Regions from separate parts of the Mus musculus genome. Here region 1 is linked to region 2. A link is a loop called in an ENCODE intact Hi-C map of the cell type or tissue named here. Cell type or tissue: heart. All regions are shown on one strand. Links, peaks and the distances in the headings refer to the core of each region. The heading gives the core; the rest is flanking DNA.

Evidence for each region. Hi-C counts contacts between places; a loop is a spot of excess contacts. Peaks named below come from ENCODE experiments on the same cell type or tissue, not always from the same donor. Only the 100,000 strongest peaks of a DNase experiment are listed, where the experiment ranks them.
Region 1: it touches region 2 in a loop (2.1-fold over the local background); 5 of 42 quality-filtered maps call a loop at or near these places.

Annotation. Positions count from the first base shown.
Region 1 is chr12:68,872,947-68,876,946 of GRCm38, forward strand. No RefSeq gene overlaps it. Among named protein-coding and RNA genes, the nearest start is that of Gm31307, 220 kb to the left of the region's middle. In heart, for the core only: no CTCF peak of the experiment used is centred there; no DNase peak of the experiment used is centred there.
Region 2 is chr12:69,084,153-69,092,224 of GRCm38, forward strand. No RefSeq gene overlaps it. Among named protein-coding and RNA genes, the nearest start is that of Gm31447, 42 kb to the right of the region's middle. In heart, for the core only: a CTCF peak has its summit at 4,280; no DNase peak of the experiment used is centred there; H3K27me3 peaks cover 383 bases.

The DNA of each region.
Region 1 (4,000 bases), core at 1-4,000, 210 kb before region 2:
CAGCTGATCTGCATGCACAGAAAAACAAAGGGTCCGTGCAAGCTCATTGCCATTAGGTTCTCAGTGTAGGTAAGTTCAACATAGGAGCCTTGAAGACAGCATTCCAGGCTCAACCAGAGCCAGTATGATAATGAGATGTATCTAGACAGGTCTTTGCAAATGGTAGAGTCATATCCAGTTGCCTTAACATAATTGTTCAGCTGACCCAGGAATTGATTTCACCGCATGAGATAAGCAGCATTTATGTATGCAGCGCCCACTCACTGGGGTTTCTCCTGAGTTTCTGGGGTTTAACAAGTACAAATGCTAATCCAGGGATCAGTCAACTGAACAATGAAATTAATTTATTCATTATTTATTCAGACAGCTTGGTAAGCACATACCATGCCAAGCATATAAATGTAAGGATAAGTAAGGACGAAAGGAGAAGAGGGGGAAAAGTTCCTAACCTAGCGGAGGAAGTGACATTGCGTGTCTATCCATAGTTTGTAAGCTAAAACCTTAGTGTAGTTGGGGAGATGCATGGAGAAAGAACGAGAGAGAAGAGAGGAGAGAAGGAAGGAGAACAGAATGTACAATATGGTAGCGTCCGAGCCTCCGGACACTTCCAGTCTAGGTAGAGACAAAATACATAAAATTGAAAGTGAAAAGATTATAAACTTGGAATTAAAATGTTAGCTTTACAGAAGGGAAGACTGTTCAGAAGAAGAAGGGGGGCCAGCAAGAAGGGAGTGTGGGGAAAGGAGGAGTGTGGAAAAGAACAGAGTATAATGAGATGTTCTGCAAAAATGACATAAGCCATCACTTTAGATGTTAACTTAAAAATTAACTTTAAAACCTATTTTATTTTTTAAAAATCTATTTAAAGGATACCAATCAGATATCTCTCTCTCCCTCCCTCTCTCTCTCTCTCTCTCTCTCTCTCTCTCTCACACACACACACACACACACACACACACACACACACACACATACCATGCACATACACCGTTGAACTTCAATGTCATCTCAGGAATGCATTGGCAATTTTCTCTGTCACTGAAGGAATTTGTCTGAAGAAGTCCTAATTAACAAGTTATCCTCTGAAATCCAAGCTGAGAGGCTGGAAGGGCTCTCCATGCTGGCACAAGGCAATCTGTACACATCTGAAAAATGAATCTGGAAGAAAAGATTCAAGAATGTCGTCACATCCAGAGTACACCCACTAGGGAGCCAAGTGCTGGGCGTTATTAGATGATACATCAGCAGCCAATTACACTTGAATGTGTAATTACTGTATTTATGTTCTTATACTCTGCCAAAGTTCTACATGAAAAAAAAATATTTTCCCATATGGTTTTGCACCAAGGTCTATTGGCTTTTTTAGTGTCATAACGACTTTAAGATGGTAATTGTGGCGCATAAAGCCAAGGTGTCCCCTGGTGTAGAGACAGAAGAGGCACTCATGTCTTTGTAAAGCTCCTAAAACTGCATAAACCCAACATGAGCTACTGTAAATGTGTATCGTAAGTCAAGCATACTGGGGCTTATCAAGTGGAGGGAGGCTGTGTCTTGGAGAAAACATCACAGTTGTACCAAAGCAGATATTTTGGGTTTCTTTTTTGTTCATTGTTTGAATGGGTGATTGATTGATTGATTGATTGATTGATGGCTAGATGGTTGGTTGGTTGGTTGGTTGGTTGGTTGGTTGGTTGGTTGGTTGATAATTTGGTGTAGGTTTTGTTCTAGTTTGCCTTTTCACTTGTTTGTTGTTACAGTTTTTTGATATGCAGAATTTCAATTCTTGTACTTTAAAATAAATTATATAAAACCAAGATCACCTTCTGTCCCTATCAGTGGGACAGTCAACACCACTCATCTTGCCCCACATTCCTAATACTTGAAGTCTTGTACAGACCTTGAGGTTTTTTAAGAAAAAGCATCTTCCTCTGCCTGGATGCTAGAATCCCCTCTGCTCACAGCCTAGGAGTGAGCCAGCCGGTTAGCTCAACAGTCAGCAGTCACTCTGCCTCCATGCTTGGTTGTGGGAGGCTGGCATCCCAGCCTGGATCAGATTCCCTGGTATTCCACAGCATCTTCCCCCTGAGGTCTCACCACATACAGCTGGGAGCAGCTGAGAGCAGAGAGCCTGGATGCCCTCAGCTCCATCTTTCTTTCCTCTCTCCCCTGATTCCTAACTAACATACACCCACTTAAGGTGCCAGACTGCGGGGCAATGGAGTCCAGAGAGACAAACAGCTCTTTTATGCTTCCAAACATCAATAATTCTCCTCCATGGAAAGTGGGCACAAAGAATAGTTAGTTGGAAGGAACAGGAAAGGAAAAAAAATAAAGTAAGAACAAAAGCACACTCAATATCTCGATATATTATTCTGCCACCAAAATAAAATAAAAAATAAAATAACAGAAGAAAAAAAATCATTCTACTCTGAGAGAGCCAGAGATGAAGTAGCTCCAGTTCGGTACTCAAGAAATTGCTCTCAGATTTCTCCTGTAGTCAACGCAAAGTGGGGTGAAGCAAGTAGTAAGGGTGAGAACAGAGCCTGCTTTCTCATGAGCACAAGAGATGGAACAGACAACAAAAGTCTAAGTCTTGCATCAGTCACACAGAAACCTGTTACAACCCATACACATGAGGGCAGGCCTGTCGCAGGCCTTTCTATTCCTCAGCCAAGTAAATAGACTGTTCACATTTTGTCAGAATTTCTATGCATGCTATTAATGAGCCACATTGCCTCTGTAACAGCCCCCAAATCTACTACAAGTCATAGGATACTTACAATTTCACCCTACAGATGAAAACCTTTGAGACAGAAGTGACTGAAATAGAGCTAACACTTCCAAACTCAGAGATGCTTCTCTCCTGGGACCACAAGAAATAGCTAACTAGAGATAAGGGGCTTTGAATCCACTGTATGGATGGAGTACAAAAATGGTCCAGGCTCTATCCCAGAGGACTCCAATATGAAAGCATTAACCAGACCAGAGAATAGGAAGAAGGACAGCAGGAGAAGGCGGCCATGTCATGAAAACCAAAGGTAAAGGATGCTCAAAAAAAGGAGAAAAGAACGAGGTTGGGATCCAGGTAGAGGAAGCTGCAATACTGGATTGAGCAAGAACAAGGCACTCCTGGATATCCCAAGCAGTGGTAACAGAAACCAGACTGGAATACTAAACTCCAAAGAACAAGAGAAAAATTGCCACAGACTACTCTTGCAGTAAGTATGCCTTCATTGCTTCCATAAATACACCTCTTGTGCCCTGGAGGAAGACCAAAACATTTCATACTTGCCACAAAAAATAACAAAGAAAAATGGTTTCCCCTAATAAAAGGAATAAGGTAGATAGATAGATAGATAGATAGATAGATAGATAGATAGATAGATAGATAGATAGATGGACAGATATCTAGATGTACATAAGAAAAGAGGAAATTAACAAACCACATACGTCTGGGGAAATGACTTGAAAAAGGGGGCAAAGAAAAGAAACATACACTAAAAATGTTGTTGAACTGACACATGCCAATGAGTTAGAGACACAGAGCAGAGCAGACAGATCTTGGCGATTAATTCAGAACGTGATATTGTGAAGCATTCTCTTCTCCTATCCTTTGTATAATACAAATTTCACTGGTGAGAACTCTTTTTATAATTTAAAAAAAAAAGTTATTTCATATTTCAAGTGAATACAATGATTATGCAAAGTACAGTATGGGGGGGGGAAGTACTCTTAACTTAATTGTGACCAAATTTCAAATTGTTCTGTAATATATATCCTAAAAGAGCTCCCAACAGCTCCCAGGAAAGATGTTTCAACTTTGCCAGACAATAGGAGCTCATAATAAATTATCCTCTGAGGGGCAGCTTCCAAAAGTCAGAAATTAACTCCAAACTGCACAACAAAGAAATATTCTTCTGGGAAAATTAGATCTGGATGTGGTAAAAGCCACAGATGGAAGCCTGTCTTCAAAGGGAAGTTTACATTATTTTCCTTCTGA
Region 2 (8,072 bases), core at 2,058-6,057:
GTCCTCTGAACGTAGCAGGCTTTATCATCTTAATCAGAGGAATTGTGATGATTCTAAAGTGACCCTGAAGATCACAGAAGTGAGGTATCATTCACACACACACACACACACACACACACACACACACACACTGGGTGTCTAGCCTCCTCCTGTGCCTGAGCCTCCCTCCCAGCTGTATGTAATTCTGTTTTAACTGCATGTGGCTTTGCGGTTTCATGAGACGCTAGGCAGTTGTATAAAAGACTGAAGATTAACTAAACACGGGACCTCACCTCTGCAGCCTTGCTAGGTGAGTCTTTTTGTTGACATATAAGCTTTGAGGCCACCACACTCCTCACCTAAGTTTCTCTAAGTAAGACAAATTAAACCCATTGGTTCACCAAGGTAAACCTGGATGCAATCACTACTTTGTTCTGTCCTGGGTGCCCTATCTGTTCTAGGTAGCCTTTTGTTTAATCTCCCGAAAACATTCGTGCAGCACCCCCTTTTCTCAAAACACAATACATAGGCAGCTGTTCGTGCTTTCCTAAGAAAAGCAAACTGTAAACAATAGCAACCTAAACTGTTGTCGACTGAAGGTCTTGTTCTGACAGGCAGAACACCAGGGACTTTTGAACAAATTGCACCCCTGATCTACATACATCTCATCTAAGCCTCGCTATTTTGAAAGGACCATGTCAAGTATCCCAGGCCTGGGAGGGAAGCAGGGGTGTTGTACTGTGAGCATGGAAATTTGGGACAGACCTGTGCTGTCCAGCTTAGAGGGGATACAAAGAGAAAGGGAAGATCTTGTCTCAGTAGCTCCTGGCCCATTGGGACCTCTCCTAGAGAGCCGTGGTCCCGTAGTCTATCACTGATGCTGGGGGGGGGGGGGGGATGCTCACAAGTTAAGCTGCCTTTGAGGAGCTCTGCTTGGGCCAACCAGCAGCCAAGCAATTTCCTTTGCAACAATTTTACATGGTCTTTTTTTTTTAAATAAAATAAAAGACAAAGTGCACGGCCTATAATTCATGGACGCAGGACTGAGCCAGGACCTATGACTTTCTGCTCCCAGACCCAGAGACTTCTGTTCGTCCTGTTCCGCCCGGACTTTCTCTTTAAGCACACAAGCTGCATCTTTAGAAATGTTTAGCCTTCAGCTACCCACATTTAATCAGAAGACGGAATTGTGAGCCCCGGCTGTGCACTTCAGCAGCTGCGACCTCCAAGGCACCGAGAGAGGATGTACTTTGAAGGCCCTCGTTCCTGGTAAAAAGCAATGAAAGCCTCCAAGATCGGGCTAATAAAATCCCCCGCTAAAAAAACTCTCTCCCTGACCTCACCTGGAGCACTGGAGAGTGGTTTTAAAGCCTTTCTCAGAACCATTTAGTTTGGCTGAAGGGATGGAGGTGGGGAGAGGGGGTGCTTTTCCATCTCAAACCATGGGGCAGCAGTAAGGAAACCTGATCTGCAATGGGGGTCATATGACCGGTTTCTCCTACAAAGCACTAGAAATGGGGAGCAGCCGGAGGTCAGGACCGCAACCCTGGATGAAGGAATGGTAATCGCCACCAGAGGCAAGAGATCTTTTTCCAATTAAATTCTCCCTTGCCTCCCAGGAGAAGCCGTAACCAGTCAAGAGCCTCAGGACGAGTCTCAGAGCTATGTGAGACAGAACCGCAAAAGAAAAATAACTTCACCAATGGGAGCTTTGGCTTGCTAAAGGAAATCGCGAGTGGAATAGCTCCAGTCGTGGGCAGGGGAGGGGGGAGAGGGGGAGAGCTAAGACGAAAAGCAGCAGGAGTCTGATACGTCCCTGGAGATTCAGAGGCCACTGTGCAGCGCTGGAATGCCCCTGCCTTAGCTTTGTCATAGTGTCTAAACCATGAGCCCGTGCACACGAAAGCATTGCGAAGCGCTAATGAAAACTGTTACTGCTGGCGTCCAAAGGTGGGTGGGACCAAACCAAGTACCCAAAGGAGGACATGGGGGAGAGCCAGAAGGCTGGGCTGTAGGTAAACCGAGCACCTGTCCAACTCTGGCCCAGAACCCAGCCAGGTAGAGTCTGGATAGATATGATCTGTCCTTGACTCCTATCAATTCCTGGGCAGGTTGACTTCACCTGCTGTGCCCCGAGGCTCCCAGAACCTTCTCGAAAGTTCTTTTCTGAGCCTGCCTTCTTCTTTAGTCTCTATGCCTGGAAGATTTTCCCCTCCTCTGTCCAATCTTACTGCTGTGGAGTTTGTTTTTCCCCAGAGCCTGGTTCTCTAACAACCAGGTTCTCTAACCAATTGTTAATGGGTGATAATGGGGGCAATTTCCTCAAGTCTGAGATTTACATATTGACAGATCTTCCTGATCAATGCCTTCACACACACAAACTGTGGTTTAAATTCTCCACACTGGAAGTCTATACCCAGGAGAGAAAACTGATATCATTGCCAACATGGTATCATGGGACCAGGACCCAGAGATTAGACATGAACCTCTTGGTCTCCTAAATATTACTAAACGCCCCCCCCCCCCCATCTCCTCACAGGATCCAAAAGATAAGAACCTCCTGGAATCTTAAAGCTTCATGAGCCACTGATGTGGGGGACAGTTAAGATGCCACAAGAGACATAATGATGTTACCCCATGCACGTGCCACCTGCCGAGGCTACTAGGAAAGAATGGAATTCCCCACTGCAGAGCTGAAATGAAGCTCAAGATTAGGGCAGAAGACAGGTTCTGAAATTACTCTTCACAATACACACACATCTGTAGTCTTCCCCCACCCTCTGGGCTTTTTGTTCTGGAAAGTTGAGTGTCCTATGTCTCTTAGTGGTTGATAGTAAGAAATGGCTCTGTAATGATGATGCCGAACCTGGGGTATAAATTAATAATAATAATAATAATAATAATAATAATTGGCGAGGCACCTTTGACTCAGTAAGCTCTCACCTGGAACAATGTAGTTTTCTCTGGATGACGTGTCTGCTTAATAGATAGCCTTTCTGTTTTATTTATCATCCATCCATCCACTCACCCACTATCCTTTCCATTTATTTATTTTATATGAGTGCACTGTAGCTGTCTTCAGACATACCAGAAGAGAGCATTGGCCCCCACCATGTGGTTGCTGGGAACTGAACTTCTGGACAAGCAGTCAGTGCTCTTAACCACTGAGCCATCTCTCCAGCCCTAGATGAACTCTTTGTAAATGTCAAAACTCCCTATAACAAACAAACAAACAAACACCCTGAATTGCCTCTCGTACTAAGTCCGATCCTACCAGAGCAACGTTATGAAAGAAAGCGAGGCCTGAGGCTGCAGCTTGGTGTCAGAGTGCTTGAGTAGCATGGACAAGCAAGCTCTGGTCAGAGAGCTAGTTAGGGTACCTCAGTACAGGTCTCTCTTCTACATTCATATGGTCGGACTAGGTAACAATTCCTTCATTGCAGTGGATAAAAGCCGAAGTCAGTCCTTTTGACTGAAGAAGGAACCCTAGAGGCACTCGGGAGAGGTAGCGGACTGAGAGGGAAGAGTGCTCACTGATAGCCGGCAGGGGAGAGAGGAGAGCGGTAATGATCACTCCTCTCACCCGACCCGAGACTCAAGACGCGCGTGCATGCATGTGTAAGTGCGTGCGTGTGCGCGCACGTCTGTGTGTTTATCCTCTCCATCTCTGTGCATGAGGAGAGCAGTGGTGAACCTCGGGTATCATTCCCATCTTGTGTTTTGAGACGGTGTCTCTCTCTCTCACTGGGACCTGGCGCTCATGCATTAGACTACGCTGGCCAGCAAGGCCACCAGGATGTTCCCTTCCCCGCTGGATCCCTAGCCCACGTCACTGTGCTATGCATTGTATGTGGATTGCTATGCATTGTATGTGGAGGCTGCAGGGGACCCGACTCAAGGTCTCACGCTTGCACAGCAAGCGCTTGCCCGACTCAGTTTTCTCCACAACCTGAAGGAAAACAGTATTCTAAATACATATGCATGTGTGCACGCTGAGCTTAAATTGTTCAAAACAATGCCAAACCCTACTGACTTCCTCAAAGTGCCTGGTGATTTCTTGTGTTCTAGTCCACTCTACAAAATATGGAGCCCCATTAAGTCCTACACTGCTAAGGGCCCCAAGATTACTTCTTGTAATGTCTCTTTTCAAGATCTGAATAAATCATTTCTTCTCTGTTTCTCATGTTTAGCAGGATGAACATCTTACTAGGAAGTGAGAGCATCTGCTTGGCTTTACAAGCACCCAGACTGTGATTTTCAGTAGGAAACTCTGTGTTTGCCTTACAAGAGCACCGCCTAGTGTTTGGATTAGGAACTTCATGCTATTTTTTCCTTCCAAGAGTTAAGAATACATATTGTGTTGTAATAACCATCGCCTTATTCCATGAAATGCTAACATTTACTGACATGCCTGACAACATGAGTTTGATATCCTAGTACCACATGGTAGAATGTGATAATAAACCCCCTCCAAGTTGTCCTGAGTTCCATATATTTGTACACATATATATACATATATACACACATATATATATATGCATATGCACATATACATATGTACACATATATACATATATATGCATATATACATATATGTACATACACACACACACATATATAGGCATATGCACACCTACACATAAAGACACAACTAGTTAAAAATTATACTTTTAACAGAGAAAAAATGGTTTTTAAGCCAGGCATTTTGATTCATGCTTGTAATTTCAGCATTTGAAAAACTGAGGCAGAATTTTATACAGCTCAAAGTCAGCCTGGGCTACATCCGGACCAACCTGGGCTACAAGCAAATGAGTATCTAAAATTTTTAAAAATAGTTTCTAACAAAATACTGGCAAAGCTTTAGATTGCTAATTGAAACGGTGTGCTTTAACTGTGAGACACTGGAGGTCAACCTCAGCTCCCCGGAGAAATAGTTCTGCCCCCACACAGCCACAAGTGGAGCTTGTAAGAACAACTGAAGGGGGAAAGTCTGGTTTCTTTGGAGACTCAGTTGTGTCCTGTGGTGTTTTTCTGGAAGCTGTCAGATGAGAGGATATCTTGCTGAGGACAGACACGTGGTGTTTTTCTAGAAGCAGTCTTGTGAAAGGGCGTGTGATCTTTTGTTGGAGCAGACACTTGAGAGGGCATGTGTTGTTTAGAAAGAGCATAACTATAACCCCACAGAGAGTGAAAGGACACTCTGGCATTGTCTCGCCTTGCAACACATTGCTGATCTTCACTTGTTGTGACTTCATAGAGAAAAGCATGCCTTGTGGTATTCTGGCTGCCTCTTGCCACTTCTGAGGAGCCTTGTGGTTTCTTCTAGATAAAGCTACTGCTACTGATTCATGTTTGGGTTTGTCCACTGGACTAGACTATCGCTACTGATTTGTGTTTGGGATTTTGGACTGGACTGTTGATATCCTGATAAGATTGGAATTGCCCCAAAGAACTACTTCTAAACAGGTCCATATCCCTTTCCTAGTAACCTTTCTTTTCCCCTACCTCTGGTAGGTGTGCTAGAAAGGATGTTAAAGCATTTAAAAACCCAAAAGTGGGTTTTGAAAAATCTAAGCCTACAAACAAGGCTAATAATGAAGTCAGAAAAGTCTAGTTTATTTACCTGTTTGCCAAGCAGCTATAGACAAGTGGCTGGATTTGTAAGCACCCATTTCTTTCTATAAAATAAGGAAAGATAGCCGGGCGTGTTGGTGTACGCCTTTAATCCCAGCACTCAGGAGGCAGAGGCAGGCAGATTTCTGAGTTCGAGGCTAGCCTGGTCTACAGAGTGAGTTCCAGGACAGCCAGGGCTATACAGAGAAACCCTGTCATGAAAAACCAAAAAAAAAAAAAAAAAGGAAAGATGATAGCTTATAGAAAACATGAGAGGTGATATCTTAGGATGAATGAAGTACAGCCTACTATACACTTGGGTGCTCCATAAGTGCTATATAATGTTGCCATTGTTATTGATATAGGTGCTAAGCTAAGCATTAAAATACAGGACCCGACCTCCTGGTGCTTAGTCTAATGGGGTGTGTGGAATAGTCAAAAGTCAATTACAACATTTTAAGCCAGTTATACATGGTAATTGTCCATGGTGTTATGCAAACACCTAGAAGGGCTGCCAGACCTGACTCCCTGAACTGCAAACCATGCATTAAACTTTAGGTCTGTGTGTAACAGTCACCACACATGATCCACCTCCTTCACCGCCTATCAATCCAGCCTGGGAAGGCGGTTTGCAGGGTCCGAGGTACTCAGCAGCAGGCTGTTAGAAAAGAGTGGATGCAGAGCAGTAGGAAGACCAGAGCCAATGAAAGGCAAAGGCTCCTGTTGCTTATTCATACCCACTGCTCAAAGCCCCAGACAGGATTTGTGCCATAGCCTAAGTGGCTTTCCTTAATAATTATTCAGAGTTCAGTTCTCAAGAACTAACAAAGATGCTATGGTGATCCGTGAGAGTAGGATCTGGGATGGGTGGAAGGAAGATAAATGTGGTCATAAAAAGGCAACAGCTCAATATAAACGTTTATTATCTTGACCACAACTGAGGCCGCACAAACCCACTCAGTATAAACCTTTAGTATCTTGACTCTGGTTGAGGCCGCATGAACCTACACATGGCCTCGATTTGCACTGAACAAGAACCCTGCCGTGGTTACTGTTGCAAAGCTGAAGACCACTCACTGCGTAGCCTTAGACTGCGAAGAGTGGAGGCAGTGCTTGGAACTCGATACAGGGCCACAAATCAGCACAGAGAAAGAAAAACTGGGGAAACCTGGGGGAAAGCGACTGGCCACATCCTTGCTGCAACTGTGTGACACTCTTCTATAAAAGTGACCTTGGAGACAAACGGGACAAAGAGTGTTCCGGGCTCTCTCTCTTTCTGACTTCTTAGACCTGCATGTCCGTCTACAGTGATTCCAATTTAAAGCTCAGTAATTTTTACACCAGCTGTAGCTCTTCATGACCAGTTTTGTCATATAGTTTCATAGTCATAGCTGAAAATATTGGGAAATCAGTGCTTTTGTTTCATTAAATGGCTGCGGTTCCTAAATATAAAGATTTCTCTTTTCAAGCGCAAAGATTTCACGACATCCTAAGTGGTCTGCATTATTGACTTAGGGGTCTGCAAAGCCAGAAGGTTCCCAAGTGACCTCACCAGAAAAGTCTAACTTTTTTTTTCAATTCAGATTCGATGCCTAAGATTCATTTCTTCTAATGAGTGTGGTGGTTTGAATGAGGATGGACTCCAAAGGCTCATAGAGTTGAATGTTGGTTTCCCAATCAGTGGGTTGTTTATGAGGTTTGGAAGGTGTGGCCTTGTTGGAGGAAGTTTGCTGTAGGGAATATGGGGGAAAGCCTTTGAGGCTTCAAAAGCCCCCATCCCAGGCCCAATCTTGGCTCTCTTCCTTTCCTGCCTATGGCTTGAAATTTAAGCTCTCATTACTGCTCCAGTGCCCTGCCTGCCTGCATGCCTGTCAGCACAGTCGCCATCATGAGGACCATGGACTGACCTCTGAACCTGTAAACAAGCCTCCAATTAAATCCTTTCTGTTATAAGTTGCCTTGATCGTGTGTCTCTTCACAGCAATAGAACAGTAACTAAGAGCAATCTAGAACAACAATCAATAGCCCTTATTGAAGTTATTCTTTCCATTGGTTTCCTTATAGGACTACATAGTCCCTTTCATTTAAGCTCTTCAACCAATTTTAATATGTTCAAATGGACACCACCCATGTGCAAATTGGCAGGTGTGTTAGTGTCTTAGGGTTTCTACTGCTGTGAAGAGACACCATGACCAAGGCAACTCTTACAAAGGACAACATTAAATTGGGGCTGGCTTACCATTTCAGAGGTTCAGTCCATCACCATCGTGGCAAGACACCTGGTGCCACATAGATGCTGGAGAAGGAGCTGAGAGTTCTACATCCAGATCAGCAGGAAGCAGAAGTAGAGAGAGCCACTTAGCCCGGCTTGGGATTCTGAAAACTCAAAGTCAGGCACCAATGATACACTTCCTCCCACAAGGCCACACCTATTTCCACAAGACCACTTGTCCTAGTACTGCCACTCCCTGTGAGTCTAT